Linked DNA regions of Homo sapiens: region 2 is linked to region 1. A link is a loop called in an ENCODE intact Hi-C map of the cell type or tissue named here. Cell type or tissue: heart right ventricle. All regions are shown on one strand. Each heading gives the region's core, and the rest is flanking DNA. Links, peaks and the distances in the headings are about the cores only. Region 1 has its middle 9.9 kb from the start of ZFAND3-DT. Region 2 overlaps ZFAND3 (zinc finger AN1-type containing 3).

Region 1 (2,919 bases), core at 283-2,782:
CTTGCCCTCTATCCTCTTACTGGGCTTTGGAGGTCCCAATCCTGCCCTGGTTCACCACCTGTGTGGCTTACCAAGCTGTGCAACTTGGGGCAGGATGAATATCCTGAGTGCTGGTACTAGAACTCTAATTCTCTAATCTCAGTTATAACCTCAAGTCTGCTCCTTTACTCCTAATCAGAAGACAACTAGCCTTACCTGATTAATCATGACCTTAGGAAGAAACCCCTGGATAATTTTAGCAAATATCACATCTCTCAAATCTACACACACACATTGTCTCCAGGTATAGGAGACACTGTAGATGCCAGTCTGGTCCGTATCCCTCAGCCCTTACCACTTCAGTGATCCCACCAAATTCCAATGGCCCGTCTCTGCATGTCTTTGCCTGAGGGTTTTCTCTGAAACCAGAGAAGCCTGTTTTGCCTGCAAAGGCAGGCTGAAGTGCAATGATCTATGTCAACTATTGATGGAAGTGGGTATATAAAACTCAGTGTGCCACCTCCCCCGACTCCTCAGATGGGATGGCTTTAATGTGAGGTTTTGCACAGTCACTCCCAATGATAACTGGCTCGATGATACACCCTTTATTGGCCACCTTGCCATCCCCAGCTGTGTTCTCTGTACCCCTCAATCCTTATCTCAGGCTCAGCTTCTGGGGAAACCCAAACGAACACACCAATCTTTTTTTTTTTTTTTGAGACTGAGTCTCGCTCTGTTGCCCAGGCTGGAGTGCAGTGGCGCGATCTTGGCTCACCGCAAGCTCTGCCTCCCAGGTTCATGCCACTCTCCTGCCTCAGCCTGCCGAGTAGCTGGGACTATAGGCACCTGCCACCACGCCCGGCTAAGTTTTCTTAGTACAGGTGGGGTTTCACCGTGTTAGCCAGGATGGTCTTGATCTCCTGACCTCGTGATCCACCCACCTGGGCCCCCCAAAGTGCTAGGATTACAGGCGTGAGCCACCGCGCCTGGCAATGAATACACCAGTCTTAACCTTTCGACTTCATCCTGTACATCTGAGCTTCTTTCCAGGTCATAAGCCTTTCCTTGAGCCACTAATTCTGTCTGGCATTCCAAATGTCTACTCCTGACTCTCAAGCCCAACCTCCCCAACTCTGGCTCCTTCCCTAATTTCACCCTAATAATGAATTCTAACCGTTTTATCCTAAAACTCTCTTTTTCACAAACAGCCTTGGTTCTTCTCCTCGAGTCAGTTCTTGGAGTCCATCCCAGCCACACATGGTGCATTCACCCCTAGAAATGATCTGTACAAACAAGCAAGGGACTTGATAAAAAACTTCAGGCCAGTCTCTGGGATCTCAGAGTTACATGGCAGCCTGGCTGTGGCTTCTGGCTGCTTTTTTAAAACCTCTAGACAAGAACGGGGAAGGCTGGGGCACGTGTCCTGGATGGTTCACCCCAGGGAGCTCAGGGCTGGCATCAAGCCTGATGGGCTGGGCCAATTCATGAAGTTCTTGGCCATTTATTGGTCTCTAAGCTGAGCCCGCTTGAGATGAGGTGGGATGGGGCAGGCTGTGGGGGCAAGATTTCTCTCAGCTGCCTGCTCCCCAATCCCTGCAATATCCTGTCTTTCCCCCTTTAATTTTCTCCTTTTCTTTTTTGCCTTTAAGCAACAAATAGAGGACTTAAAAAAGAGTGCCCATGTAGGCAATTCAAACATTAGCCAAGGTTAATTCACATATTTCAACTGCATTTTAGATATCTTGAAAATCAAAATTCCGAAACCATCATTCTCAGCAAACTATCGCAAGGACAAAAAACCAAACACCTCATGTTCTCACTCATAGGTGGGAATTGAACAATGAGAACACATGGACACAGGAAGGGGAACATCACACACTGGGGACTATTCTGGGGTGGGGGGAGGAGGGAGGGATAGCATTAGGTGATATACCTAATGTAAATGACGAATTAATGGGTGCAGCACACCAACATGGCACATGTATACATATGTAACAAACCTGCACGTTGTGCACATGTACCCTAAAACTTAAAGTATAATAATAATAATAATAATAATAATAAAGAAAATCAAAATTCCTAGATACAATTAAGAGACAAATGACAGAGAAAGAATTTGCAGTGCATATGACAATGAGTTAATATTCTTAAAACCAACATTAATGGCTGGGCGCAGTGGCTCATGCCTGTAATCCCAGCACTTTGGGAGGCCGAGGTGGGCGGATCACTTGAGGTCAGGAGTTCAAGACCAGCCTGGCCAACATGGTGAAACCCGTCTCTACAAAAAGTAAAAAAGTTAGCCAGGTGTGGTGGCAGGCGCCTGTAATCCCAGCTACTGAGGAGGCTGAGGCAGGAGAATCGCTTGAACCCAGGAGGCGGAGGTTGCAGTGAGCCAAGATCGTGCCATTGCACTCCAGCCTGGGCGATAAGAGCAAAACTCTGTCTCAAAAAATAAAATAAAATAAAATAAAATAAAATAAAATAAAATAAAATAAACCAACATTAATATCTTAAGCTAAATAAGAAAAAAAAAAGCTCCTGTAGAAAAACGGACAAAGGACATAAACAGATAATGCCATATAAAAGTAAATTCAAATTCAAATGGTATATTTATATACATTAAAAAACCCAGACCTCATTAATAACTCCCAAAATGCAAATTAAAACATCTATTATGTGCCATTTTTTACCTTTGCATTGGCAATGATTAAAGAGAATGATGATATCTCCAGGCTACGGAGGTATGGGGAAATCTGCTTTCTCATTCACTATTGGAGGGAGTGTAAATTGGTATGAGCTTTCTGGAGGGAAGTTTGGCCATATACAATGAACGTTAAGTGGCATTGAAATTCTTTTTTTTTTTTTTTTTTGAGACGGAGTCTTGCTCTGTCACCCAGGCTGGAGTGCAGTGGTGCAATCTCGGCTCACTGCCACCTCCAC
Region 2 (2,919 bases), core at 133-2,632, 51 kb after region 1:
CCATTACCTGCTTTACAGGATTGTTGAAAGGATCAAGTATGTTAATGTATATACTAGTACTTTTTAGCTGAACAGAGAAAATTTATGTTTAGATTCTATCCATCTCATTGATTCTTTCTATTAAAGACAGATGATCCTGGCACACTTTTGCTTAAATTTTATTTCAGTGTTCTGTGTTTGGCAATTTGGACTTGGCCTGTAATATCTTCTGTTGCTGAACCCTTTCTTCTCTTCATCGCTCTTCCATACCATCTGTAGCTATGATTGTCTGTAGTTGTCACCAGAGACTTTGTTGCTCTTTAAATAGTATATTGTATGTTACAAAATACATAATTTCTACCTACCAATTTTCTGATCTTATGGTCTATTTTCATATCTTATGGTCATGAGCTAAAAATTAATGTTTGCTTATTGGGGAGGGGCATGATAGCAGCAGGCTGGAGACCTTCAGGTGAGGCTTTGATTTCAGTGATAGGTGAGGATTGAATTCATGAATGGCTTGCAAATATTGTGGGACTGGCCTTGTACCTCAATCAGTTTGTGTAACATTTTAGAATGTAGTAGCTTTTCTCCATTGTCATTTGAATTTTGATGAATAATGATTTATTTTTCTGTCTTTAAAAAGGGTTTTTTTTTTTCCTGAGATAGAGTCTAGCTCTGTTGCCCAGGCTGGAGTGGGTTTTTTTTTTTTTTCTTTCTTTTTTTGAGATAGACTCTTGCTCTTGTCACCCAGGCTGGAGTGCAGTGGCGTGATCTCGGCTCACTGCAACCACCACCTCCTGGGTTTGAGTGATTCTCCTGCCTCAGCCTCCTAAGTGGCTGGGATTACAGGAGCCTGCCACTACGCCCAGCTAATTTTTTTTTTTTTTTTGTATTTTTTAGTAGACGTGGGGTTTCACCAGGTCTCGAACTCCTGACCTCAGGTGATCCACCCGCCTCGGCCTCCCAAAGTGCTGGGATTACAGGCGTGAACCACCGTGCCAGGCCAAAAAGAGTTTTTTTTTTTTTTTTTTGGAATGTACCTGTAAACCCAAAAGGACCTGAGGTAAGAAGTGGCAGTTTTATGGAGTACTTACATAGTAAAGAGGAATAATATTATAAAATATTATGGTTTTAAAATGCATGGCCTCCAGTAGTTTTTGTGGCTTATATTCAGAAGTTTGACTTAAAAAGAAATTCCAGAATTTCAAAAATTTGTTAGCCATAAGTATTTTGTGACTATGATGTTAATGAATTTGCACTCCCCCTGCTGGCTGACTTTTTAGGAAGACAGTGAGTTAGGAAAAGCAGAATCCTAATTCAGACCTGAGAATATCTGTCAAATTTTTTATTCTCTGTAGAAGTGGCTAAAGTTATAGGGGGTATCATTTTGAGTAAGAAATTGATTGCATTATGTCTTTCCTCATTTGGACTTGTTTGCAGTGATGTTTAGTGCCAAGGGGATATTCACTTAGTTTTTTTTTTTTTTTTTTTTAAGTAGGTTTAGATTTTAGTTAACACTATATACCATATATTTACTCTTCTCTGTTTGTGACGGCCACATCAGGTACCTTTTTCACCCAGTTTTTTTTTTTCAAACAGAACAACTTGTAATTTCTGTGCCTTTATTTGATCATTTATTCATTTATGGGATGTGGCTTAGTTTCTGTAAAGCACTGATAGGTGTTGAGGTGGATGTAGAAGGATGAGATATGGTACTCCATGAAGCCTTAAAGCTTCTCTGCTGGAAATCTGTACCATATGCCAGTGAAATGTTAAATAAAAATGAGAGCAATGTCTAGTTAAATAGCATAAGGCCGGGCGTGGTGGCTCACACTTGTAATCCTAGCACTTGGGAGTCCCAGGCGGGCAAATCACTTGGCAAGGAGTTCAAGACCAGCCTGGCCAACATGGTGAAACCCTGTTTTTACTAAAAATAAAAAAATTAGCCAGGCATGGTGGCACACTCTTATAATCTAAGCTACTTGGGAGGCTGAGGCATGAGAATTGCTTGAGCCTGGGAGGTGGAGGTTGCAGTGAGCCAAGATCGTGCCACTGCACTCCTGCCTGGGCGACAGAGCTAGGCTGTGTCTCAAAAAATAAAAATAAAAAAATAGCATGATGAAAGTAAACAGTTTGATTTCAAAGATGAGAAAGGCTATCATAGTGTTGTAGATAAAGTGGGTATCAAGAGTGACTAGAAAAGGACACTGAAGAAATGATGTGGTCTAGGTAGACAGGAGCGGGGAGGAAAAGGACAGGCATTCCAGGCTGAGGGGACAACATGATAAAAAAGACGAGTAGGAAATTAGTGTAATTTATTAAGGGTACAGTGAAAAAAGAACTGTTTCAGGGGCTTTACGTACTTACTTGATTTGATCCCAGCATTAATCTTCTGGTGTGGTATGAGTGTCTACATTTCACAGGTGAAGAAAGTAAGACTTACAGGGGTTAAAACTATTATGAAATATTATGAAAGAATTATGAAACTTCTAGGTTTTCATCCTCCATATATCTGGCTGCAAATAAGTCTGTGCTCCTCTAGCAATAACTTCAGAGAGAGTTGGTTAGTACCACAGAGCCTTATGTATTATGATGTGTGGTTTTCACACTCCAAAATTTACTTAGAAATACTTCTTTTTAAGCATTACATATGGATAACTGGAGCTTTATTCTAATATTTCACTGTTTTTAGAGCCTTGTAAGCTTATTGAACTATTTCAAGTAGAAATAGAAAATATGTTGTATGTGTTTTGCTGCTCTGCATCATAAGCATTTTCTTATAATCTTTCCCAGTGTTGTCACTGATGCAAATGGAATAATTGATTCATAACATTCTTTCTTATTAAGTTGGGCTATGACTTCAGAATTATTTTTTAAAAATGTGCTCAAAGAGGAAATAGCCTAAGAAAATTTTATTTTTTAAGTTATGTTTTGATT

What was found. Hi-C counts contacts between places; a loop is a spot of excess contacts. Peaks named below come from ENCODE experiments on the same cell type or tissue, not always from the same donor. Only the 100,000 strongest peaks of a DNase experiment are listed, where the experiment ranks them.
Region 2: it touches region 1 in a loop (1.9-fold over the local background); 46 of 110 quality-filtered maps call a loop at or near these places.

Annotation. Positions count from the first base shown.
Region 1 is chr6:37,807,983-37,810,901 of GRCh38, forward strand. No RefSeq gene overlaps it. Among named protein-coding and RNA genes, the nearest start is that of ZFAND3-DT, 9.9 kb to the right of the region's middle. In heart right ventricle, for the core only: no CTCF peak of the experiment used is centred there; a DNase peak (open chromatin) is centred at 1,392.
Region 2 is chr6:37,859,184-37,862,102 of GRCh38, forward strand. All of the region lies in intron 1 of ZFAND3 (zinc finger AN1-type containing 3), which reads left to right. Among named protein-coding and RNA genes, the nearest start is that of ZFAND3, 41 kb to the left of the region's middle. In heart right ventricle, for the core only: a CTCF peak has its summit at 1,251 (motif pointing left); no DNase peak of the experiment used is centred there.